2 separate regions of the Homo sapiens genome follow, and region 1 is linked to region 2. Evidence: read pairs that join two places in POLR2A ChIA-PET (ENCODE). Cell type or tissue: MCF 10A. All regions are shown on one strand. Each heading gives the region's core, and the rest is flanking DNA. Links, peaks and the distances in the headings are about the cores only.

Region 1 (5,394 bases), core at 250-5,249, 450 kb before region 2:
TTGGTCTTTTGGAACACTTATTTTGGGGGAAGCAAACTCCATGTAAGTAGTGCAAGCCCAAGACTTCATGCTGTGAGGAAGCCCAAGGTAGCTACAGGAAGAGAAGCAGATGCCTGAAGCTTCTGGCTGTTCATCTATTCAAGCCCAGGTACCAGATTTGAATGAAGAAGCTGTCAGAGGACTTTATCCTCAGCTGCTCTGTGGCTGAAACTCTATGAAGGACTCCAAGCTGAACATACCATCTGCAGAACCATGGGTGATGAAAAAGTAAGCTACTGAGTTTTGGAGTAGTTTATGATACTATAGTAAGTAGGTAACTGGAACACCCAAGTTGTAACTAAAAAGAGCCAGCCCATAGTCAACTTACCAGTTTTATAGCAGGAACATTAAAGAGCCTTGAAATATACACTTTTGGTGAAACAGAACATTTCTTGAGAGGGATCAGGAAACCCAGGATTTAGTCCTAGTTCTGTAACTGCAAAGTATGTACAGTTGGGCAATCAGTTAACCTCTTTCAGTTTTGGTTTCATCATCTATAAAATGAATAATTGGGACAAAATGAATTTTAAAGTATTGTGGAGTTCTAAAATGCTTGAGTTAATAACTTGGAATCAATAACAGGTAGTCCCTGGTTGCCTGTATTTTTTAATTCCCTTAGGCTCTTAAGTGCCATCATAACCAAGCAGGGAGGAAATAAGAAAATTATGAGCCCCATTGATGGCAACTTGATTGTTTCACGTATTCCCTCTGAGAAATTTTTGGCTATGCCAGGAATATAGCAGTCATGTAGTGGGAAGGTTTTGCTGAATCATAATACCTTAGAATTAGAAAACTGGCTTCATGAAGGATGAGCAAGCCTATGTTTCAAATTTATTTCCAGAAGGAAGCTGTGATTAGAGTCTTTGCTATAAAGGAATCAGATACCAAATGCCTTTTTGTCTTAGAATTCATGCTAGTTAGATGACTTTCTTTCTTTCTTTTTTTTTTTTTTTTTTTTTTTTTTTTTGATGGAGTCTCACTCTGTCGCCCAGGCTGAAGCGCAGTGGTTTGATCTCGGCTCACTGCAACCTCTGCCTCCCGTTCAGTCAATTCTCCTGCCTCAGCCTCCTGAGTAGCTGGGACTACAGGCACGTGCCACCACACCTGGCTAATTTTCTATTTTTAGTAGAGACAGGGTTTCACCGTGTTGGCCAGGCTGGTCTTGAACTCCTGACCTCAGGTGATCTGCCCGCCCTGGCCTCCCAATGTGCTGGGATTACAGGTATGAGTCACCGTGCCTGGCCACTACTTAGATGACTTTTTAAGGGAGAAAACACAAAACTCATGATTAATTCAAGTTTTAATTTGTTGTAGGGAACTTGAAATCCCCTTTTGCTTTTAATGTTGCACCAAAATCCATCTAAATTTCAACCTCTGAGGACTTTGGATTTGTTATATGAAAAGATATTTAATGAAGACTAACTAAATGTATTATAGTCACTGAATGTGGCAGGGTAAAAGTCTAGGACCCATGTTTTCCCTTCAAATGATTCATAACACCTCCAGGAGAGAACACATGTTTAAAAAATAGAAATATTAATAATGAAATAAAGTTATATAGGAGATATTGATAATGGTTATATAAATAATCACTTTCAGGGTTTTTAGACTGAGACTCTGGTGTATTCTACTAGGGGCCACATTTAAATCCTTTTGACAGAAGCATGTTTGATAGTCATTAGGAAATCTGGGTTTAGGGACAGGAGACAAGGTGGAAGAAAGGAAAAAAAAAGAAAGATGATATATGAAATGCATTCATAAGAGGGTTGTACCTTCTTAGGCATGGTGGGAGCATGATCACACACACACACACACATGCACCCACACACACAAGCTGAACCTTCTTCCTCTTTCATTTAAAACATTGAATTGGTTATAGCTACTTGCAGTGTTCTGTCCCTAGCATTACTATTTCTCTGGCAAAGATGGAGTAAGGGTTGGGGAGTTTCTTCACCTTGACCCAAGTGATTTGAATTACATTCAGTCTTCATATCATCACAGAACAACAAACAAGACGAGACTAAGGGTTCATATAATGGGTCAGGGTTTTCAGCTTTCTCAGCTTGAATATAATTCAGAATGAGCTGTCCCTGAACATGTCTGGGACATGTTCTGGGAAGCTGACCTACAGGAAGCCTAATTTACATCAAGATCAAGGGCCTCAGTGATAATTACATTAGAGTATTCCTGGAATTCCTTTTTATTTTGGGATGAGTCACTCTTTAAGCAAAATACATGTACTGCGTACCTTTGTGGTGCTGCTGACTGGTATGTGTAGCTTGAGTATCTCATATTTAAGCACTGCCTAATGTGTGTCTGAGCTCTAGCCACACATTCATTTACTTAAACACTTTGCCTATACATAATTATTTACATTTACTCTTTACCTATGCTTTTACCTACAATGTTCCAACTTTCCCACCTCATTCACTTTTCTTTAATGTCTCCACTGATCCACTTCATGGAATAGGTCAAGCACCATCTCCTTAAGCAAACTGCAATAGCCTTGACAAGGCACTTCATAGCACACTGCAAACCTTTTGTGTTCTTTGCTATGCTGTTTTACAAAGTTTTTATACCCCCACTTAACTATAAACTCCTTGAGGGCAAGGACAATGGTTTGTTTCTTAATTTTTACTTTAGATTCAGGGGCACATTTGTAGGTTTGTTTTATATATATATGTACACACATACATATATATATACACATATATACATATATATACACATATATATACATATATATACACATATATATACATATATACACATATATATACACATATATATACACACACATGTATGTGTGTGTGTGTGTGTGTGTGTGTGTGTGTGTGTATGTGTATATATATATATATATATATATATATATATATGTTGTGTGTCACAGGAGTTTGCTGTACAGATTATTTCACCACCCAGATAATAAGCATAGTACCTGATAGGTAGTTTTTTGATTCTCACCCTCCTCCTTCCCTCTACCCTCAAGTAGGCCCCGGTGTCTGTCATTTCCTTCTTTGTGTCCATATGTACTCAATGTTTAGCTCCCACATATACGTGAGAACATGCAATATTTGGTTTTCTGTTCCTGTGAGAACATGCAATATTTGATTTGGTTTTCTGTTCCTGTGTTAGTTCGCTTAGGATAATGGCCTCCAGCTCCATTCATGTTGCTGCAAAGGACATGATCTTGTTCTTTTTATGGCTGTGTAGTATTCTACAGTGTGTATGTGCCACATTTTCTTTATCCAGTCTACTGTTGTTGGACATTTAGGTTGATGCCATGTCTTTGCTATTGTGTATAGTGCTGCTATGAACATATGCATGCATATGTCTTTATGGCAGAACAATTTATAGTTCTTTGGGCAGATATCCAATAATGGGGTCACTAGGTCAAATGATAATTCTGCTTTGAGTTCTTTGTGAAATCGCCCAGCTGTTTTTCACAACGGCTGAACTAGTTTACATTGCCACCAGTAGTGTGTAAGCATTTTCCTTTCTCCAAAACTTTGCCAGCATGTTATTTTTTGGCTTTTTAGTAATAGCCATTCTGACTGGTGTGAGATGGTATCTCATTGTGTTTTTGATTTGCATTTCTCTAATGATTAGTGATGCCAAGCATTTTTTCATATGCTTGTTGGCTGTGTGTATGTCTTCTTTGAAAAGTGTCTGTTTATGTCCTTTGCCCACTTTTAAATGAGTGGCTTTTGCTGGTTGATTTATTTAAGCTCCTTATAGATTCTGGATATTAGCCCTTTGAAGGCCCTTGCCTTTACATCTGTGTTCTCAATGTCTAGTTCAGTTTTTTGAATCAATTAATAAATGAGTGCTAGAACAAGAGAAAAGTGGAGGGTATTTTCAATTTGGGTAATGCTTGAGGTAATTCAATGTGTCTGTGTTAGTTTTCTATTGCTGCTATAACAAATTACCACAAACTTAGTGGCTGAAAACAACACAATATATTACTTTTCAGTTTTGGAGGGGTTAGAAATTCTATGATCAAGTGTCTGTAAGGCTGCATTTTTTTAATAGAATCTCAAGGAAACAATCCATTTTCTTGCCATTTCTAGCTTCTAGAGGCTGCCTGCATTCTTTGGCTTATGGCCCTTCCTCCATCTTCAAAGCCAGCAGTGTAGCATCTTCAAATCTCTTTGATTCTGACTTTCTTCTTCCATTGATAAGAACCCTTGTGATTACATTGAGGCCACCTAGATAATCCAAGGTAAACTTCCCCTCTTGAGATCCTTAATAATATCAGCAAACTCCCTTTTGCTATGTAGATAACATATCCACAAGTCTTGGGTATTAGTACTTGGACATCTTTGTGGAGCCATTATTCTGTCTACTACAACATCTTTTTAGGATGTCTATTAGCAAATGTGGTTAAGTGAATGGTATTCTGGCTAAGACTGGAAGGAGGAAGCTCACAATCTGACAAGACAAAGCTGCATCTTACACATCTATCTTTAAAAGTTTGTCTTCTTGGATTTAACTAGGAAATAAACACAGTGCTTCATAGATAATATTGGAAAATTTCATGATATAATGTTCTCCGTTCTCATATTGAAGAAGCTTTCTTCCAATAACTAAATATGACTCTCTAGACAAATGACAATCACAATAACAGTAACAACATCAGCATGTGCTATTTCCCTCCTTGAAAGTAAGAATTATTGCTACATCAAATAACAACAGTTGCACATTTCTATCACCAGGGAAGCTTTCTAAAGATATTAATACCTAGGACTCTTTCCCATCAAAGATTCTTATTTAATTGGTCTGGGGTGGGTTCCCAGTATTACTATTTTAAAAGCTACCCAGGTGGTTTTAATATTTCAGAGGTTTCCTTTGGCCTATACATACATATATATATAATCAGAAATGACTCATTATAAGTTATTAAGCTATTAGTTGCTCTGGTGTCAAGTTGAAAAGACTAAGAGCGGTATAAACTGTGCAAGTTCAGCATGATTAAACCATATTAAATTCTTCTAGACAATTTTCTCATATTTCAAAAAGAAACTGTAGTTAGAAATTTGAGATGATGTGCGTTTACCTGTAAGTTAACTTCATGAATCTCACTTTACTTTTGATATAGACATGAGAGATATATTTCAGGAGAAATGATTTAATGTTTTCATGGTGTGATGGAGCTTGAGAACATATAAAGCAAGAAGAAATTGAGCACTAAGAAGCTGATCTTAGTTTTCTCTGAAAGTGGATAAAAAGAAAAAACCTCAATAATTGTTTCATAATAGTTTGATTCAAAAAGCAATGTAATGCAATCCACAAGGACTGGTGGATTTGGGAATGCATATGAGCCAACCAAGGTGATTATAAATAAGGAAAAGGGCT
Region 2 (5,394 bases), core at 242-5,241:
GGGAGGAAAGTAAATCGAGGCAGGTTGGAATGGTTCAGGCATGAAGTGATCATAATCTGTTGCTGTGTTCCACCCAAATGAGGAAGTGCTTCTAAGTTCAAGCTGCTTTAACTGCAGCGTAACTGCCACAAAGCTGGAGATGTCACTGAGACAATGAACAGGACTGAACACTGAAAGTGGAGTGGCTGACAGATTTACACATAGACATACTGGATTAAAGCTTGCTCTCCTAAAACCAACTCTGTCGGCTTGTGCAAATTATTTAATCATTCAGAGTTTTGGCTTTCTCAACTGTTAGGTTGAGCTATCTGAAACTGCAAATATTAGACTATGTTTTTGAATTATGTTTTTTTTTAAGTTCTGGGGTACATGTGCAGGATGTGCATATTTGTTACATAGGTAAACGTGTGCCATGGTGGTTTGCTGCACCTAACAACCCGTCACCTAGGTATTAAACCCAGCATGCATTAGCTCTTTTCCCTAATGCTCTCTCCACTCCCCCCCTCCCTTGACAGGCCCCAATAAGTGTTGTTCCCTTTCCTGTGTCCATGTGTTCTCATTGTTCAGCTCTCACTTATAAGTGAGAACATGTGGTGTTTGGTTATCTATTCCTGTGTTAGTTTGCTGAGGATAATAGCTTCCAGCTTCATCCATGTCCCTGCAAAGGACTTGATCTCTTTCCTTTTTATGGCTGCATAGTATTCCATAGTGTATATGTACCAGATTTTCCTTATCCAATCTGCCATTGATGGACATTTGGATTGATTCCATGTCTTTGCTATTGTGAATAGTGCTGCAATGAACATACTTGTGCATGTATCTTTATAATAGAATTCCTTTGGTTATATACCTAGTGATATGGTTTGGCTGTGTCTCCACCCAGATCTCATCTTGAATTGTACCCCCATATTTCCCACATGTTGTGGGAGGGATCTGATGGGAGATAATTGAATCATGAGGGCGGTTTTCCCCATACTTTTCTCATGGTAGTGAATAACTCTCACAAGATCTGATGGTCTTATAAGGGGTTTCTGCTTTGGCTTCTCTCCCATTCTTTCTTGCCACCACCATGTAAGAAGTGCCTTTCACCTTCCACCATGATTGTGAGGCCTTCCCAGCCATGTGGAACTGTGAGTTCAATAAACCTGTTTCTCTTCCCAATTTCGGGTATGTCTTTGTCAGCAGTGTGAAAATAGACTAATACACCCACTAATGGGATTGCTGAGTCAAATGGTATTTCCAGTTCTAGATTTTTGAGGAATTGCTACACTGTCTTCCACAGTGGTCGAACTAATTTGCATTCCCACCAACAGTATAAAATCATTCCTCTTTCTCCACAACCTCAATATTATGTGGTTCAAACTATATAGAACAGAACTAATAGTTTATATATGATTGGTGGCTGCCATTAAATAGAATGTTTCTATAAACTTATGAGTATGCATAAATGTACATATAATTTCTTTGAATTCCTCAAATAAGACTTATTAATTAGAAGGTATTATGTAATAATGGTTGCAGTTTGTCACTTTTAACTAATTTATTTCTATAGACCAATTAATAATTGATCAGTTAATGTTTATTATTAAAGAAATACAAATTGCACACTAGAATCATTTATTCAATCATGAGTATACTCTGCAGTCCTAAAGTTTGCTTTATGACTGGTGGAGCATTTGCCAAGTCATGACATGTTCTGTCCAACAATGTGCTTCCCTGATGTCATATTAATACACATGTTTGAAACCTGTCTTATTCTAAGTTAGCTTAGGTTTGTTAACCTGATACTGACAAGTTCTGCTCAGATGTTCCAATGACGATCTCACTTGTGGCCACTTTCTCCATAAACAAGCCTGTAGGTGTAGATAAGAGATCTATTACTAATTGAAACGGTATCCGTGTCTTACACAGGCATTCAGCTCCAGTGAAGCTCAGTAATACAGAAAAGAAACACTCAGAAGATATTTGCTGAGAAAAAAAATTTTTAAATATACTCATTGAAAGTTATTTATTTACCTCTTTACCTGAGTGCATATTTTTACAATATAAGCTGCTATAATGCTAAAGTAAAACCTGAGGATTTGGGCCAATTATTTATCTGAGATCTTAAAATTGAATAAACCCAGGGTGAGAGGGGGTGTTTATATGATGAGAGAATAAAAGCATTTCAGCAGAAAGTGGTCACTATTTCTAGGTTTATAAAGGAACCTCTAGTGAGTAGTTTGAGAGCTGAAGAAACAGAGTACAAGCCATAACTGATAATGAGATGTGATAGAATGGCTCATAAGATTTATAATTACTATTAAACCATTTAAGATAGTTGGCTTGCATTGGGTTGCAGCAAATGGTAGGTGTTGCAATGTACCTTCTATGTAAATTTCATAGAATCTTTTTTAGATTATTAAAATTTAAAGCACTTTAGGAAAACATTTAAAGTCAGAAGGAATCTTCATTCTTCTTAGTTTTTATATCTGGAGTTTACTGAAGGTGACATCAGTGGGAGACGCTATAAACCTCAACAGTTTCAATCATACACTGCAAACTAGAGGCTACTAAATATTTTATTGCTCTTTCATTCTTATTTATTCCACAGGTTTCAGACTGTTCTCCTAGAAATAACTGGCAATGCAACCTGAACCTTGGTAAATTCTGTAAAGCTTCCTGCTCCCTTAGAAACTCTGTTGAGATCAAATATCTTGACCAAATTTTAAGAGAAAACAAATGGTCCCTTTAGACAGCCACCTCTTGCCTCCTAGTGAGCTTCATCTACTTCCTGGAGAACCAGAGTCCTTCTCATGCTTTCAGGATCCATCATCTAGAAAAAGCTTCTTTGGCATCTATCTTTAATTTTATAGATTATTTTATAATTATTTTATAACTTACAATAATGGTAGTTAATAGAATAATACACAGTTTTCTTGGAGATAATTACTTATCTTCAGCTGACAGCCCATAAAAGTGGCCAGTGATGTAAATTTTAAGCACTTTAATAAGTTTATATAAGGTCACCGGTCATAAATCAATCAAGAAGCATTTACTCTGTACCCAGTAGCACACTAGGTGTTGTGGAGCATTACAACATAAGATGAAAGTTCTGCCACAAAATGACATCTGATTTAGTAATGCACAGCTGCTAGAGGAAAATTGCCCAAAGGCCAAAACTTGCAAAAGCCAACCGAGTACAATGTGAGCCTATGGTGTTTGCCAACAAATAATAATCCAGCAGAGGTCTCATTCAGGAGGCAAAAATACTCCATAATAGCTGTGTATAGAGAAGCAGAGGAAGGGAGGAAGAGAGGAAAGGAAGAAGGGAGGGAGGGAGGGATTTACAACAGAAAAACCTGGACATAACAATGACACTTAGTGATAATTCCACAAGTATTTTGTAGAGTGAACATTTGAAAAGATTTTTGAAGAATAATCTTGTTATTCTCCTTCTGCCAAGAACCACGTGTAGCTAGCCTGTTCAGGCTGCTTTTATGGAGGTTGGTTAGCTTGATAGTCTTGAGCCTGGGAAATAAGTACAGCAGTCTGAGTCATTATCTGGAAAAAAATGCTTCTCAATTCTACTCTTAACTTCTCCCCCACAGCTCTCAAATTAAATTTATGCCAAAATGAACAGCAATGAATGGTAGCATGAATCAGAAAACAATGTCGACAATAGCAGCAACCTCTGGAGTACAGAAGTAGGAATAAAGTGAACTTGCTTACTGACAATGAAGTTGTGGGATGATGGCCTCTTGGAGCTGGGATGGTAATCAGATTGCACATGGGACAGATTTAACTAACAAATGAGTTTTATTTGGTCTGCACAGTGTTAGATCACCAAGTAGTTTTTTAACTTTTTAAATTCACTCCCAACTAACTTCACCTAAAACTATGATGTCTAGTTCTTCTCAACATTAAGTGATCTGACAACACTGGTTCTGTATTTCCTGTCCTTACCACACTGGCTGGAATGGAGTGGCAGGTGCCCTCTTTAGATCAAGCATGCCCTCTTCATTTCCAACTCATTATTTCTGTTGGCTCCATGATCATTTACCCTTTCCTGACACCTGTAGTTGTTTGAAATGGAGCTCTGAATTAGACTATCATGTAACTTTGAGCATCATCCAGTCAACAGGCTACTGTCCTGCTTGGGTGTCTCAAGCTCATCCTAGTCTAGGCATGGGCTTAGGAGGGAATAAGAGAGACAGACAATCGTTGGTGTTTCTGCATTTCCAGTGCTCAGCTGGTTGACTTCCTGCCTGACAACAATGAGTGTGCAAGAATTTAAGCATCAGCCTCTTTTGTGGTAAATCTGTATCTCAAATAATAAAAAAACTGATTAATGATTATCGCTTTTTTTATTTGTGTAAATTTAGGGGGCACATGTGATTTTTTTCTTCTGGAGACATGGTTTTCCTTCATTTCCCAGGCTTGAATGCAGTGGCACAATCATAGCTCACTGCAGCCTCGACCTTCTAGGCTCAAGTGATTCTCTTGCCTCAGCCTCTGGAGTAGCTGGGACTACAGGAACATGCCACTATACTTGGCTAATTTTTATCTTTGAATTTTTTTTTTTGCAGAGATGGGATCCCACTGTGTTGCCCAGGCTAGTCTCAACCTGCTGGGCTCAAGCAATCATCCCACCTCAGCCTCACAAAATGCTGGAATTACAGGTGTGAGCCACCAGGCCCAGCCATGTGAAATTTTGTTATATGTATATAATATGCAGTGATCAAGTCAGGTTATTCAGGTTTTTTTTCTAGAAACATGGTTATTTAGGGTGTCCATCACCTGAGTACAATACATTTTTATTGTATAGTCATTCCACTCTGCTATCAAACATTGAGTTTATTTCTTCTATCATTCTGTGTGTTTGTACCCTTTTACCCACTTCTCTTTATCCTCCCCCATCCTCCCCACTCACTTTTCCAAGTCTCTATCTTTCCACTCTCTACCTCCATGTGATCAAATTCTGTAGCTCCGCATATAAGTGAGAACATGTGATATTTGTCTTTTTGTGTCTGGCTTATTTCACTTAAGATCATGTCCTTTAGTTCCATCCATGTTTCTGCAAATGACATAATTTTATTTTTTGTAGCTGAATAGTATTCCTCTGTGTATATATACCACATTTTCTTTTTCCATTCATCTGTAGATGAACACTTAGGTTGATTCCATGTCTTTGCGATTGTGAATAGTGCCGTGATAAACATGCAAATGCAGGTATCCCTTTGATATATTGATTTCTTTTCCCTTGAGAAGATACCTAGTAGTAGGATTGCTGGATTGAATGGTAATTCTATATTTAGCTTTTTGAGAAATCTCCATACCATTTTTGCATAGTGGCTGTACTAGTTTACATTCTCATCAACGGTATTTAAAATTTCCCTTTTCTCCACATCTTTG

The links. Peaks named below come from ENCODE experiments on the same cell type or tissue, not always from the same donor. Only the 100,000 strongest peaks of a DNase experiment are listed, where the experiment ranks them.
Region 1: POLR2A ChIA-PET joins it to region 2 with 9 read pairs; 1 of 35 experiments calls an interaction of 5 or more read pairs at or near these places.

What each region holds. Positions count from the first base shown.
Region 1 is chr7:124,244,458-124,249,851 of GRCh38, forward strand. No RefSeq gene overlaps it. Among named protein-coding and RNA genes, the nearest start is that of TMEM229A, 210 kb to the left of the region's middle. In MCF 10A, for the core only: no CTCF peak of the experiment used is centred there; a DNase peak (open chromatin) is centred at 2,134.
Region 2 is chr7:124,699,056-124,704,449 of GRCh38, forward strand. No RefSeq gene overlaps it. Among named protein-coding and RNA genes, the nearest start is that of GPR37, 64 kb to the right of the region's middle. In MCF 10A, for the core only: no CTCF peak of the experiment used is centred there; a DNase peak (open chromatin) is centred at 3,146.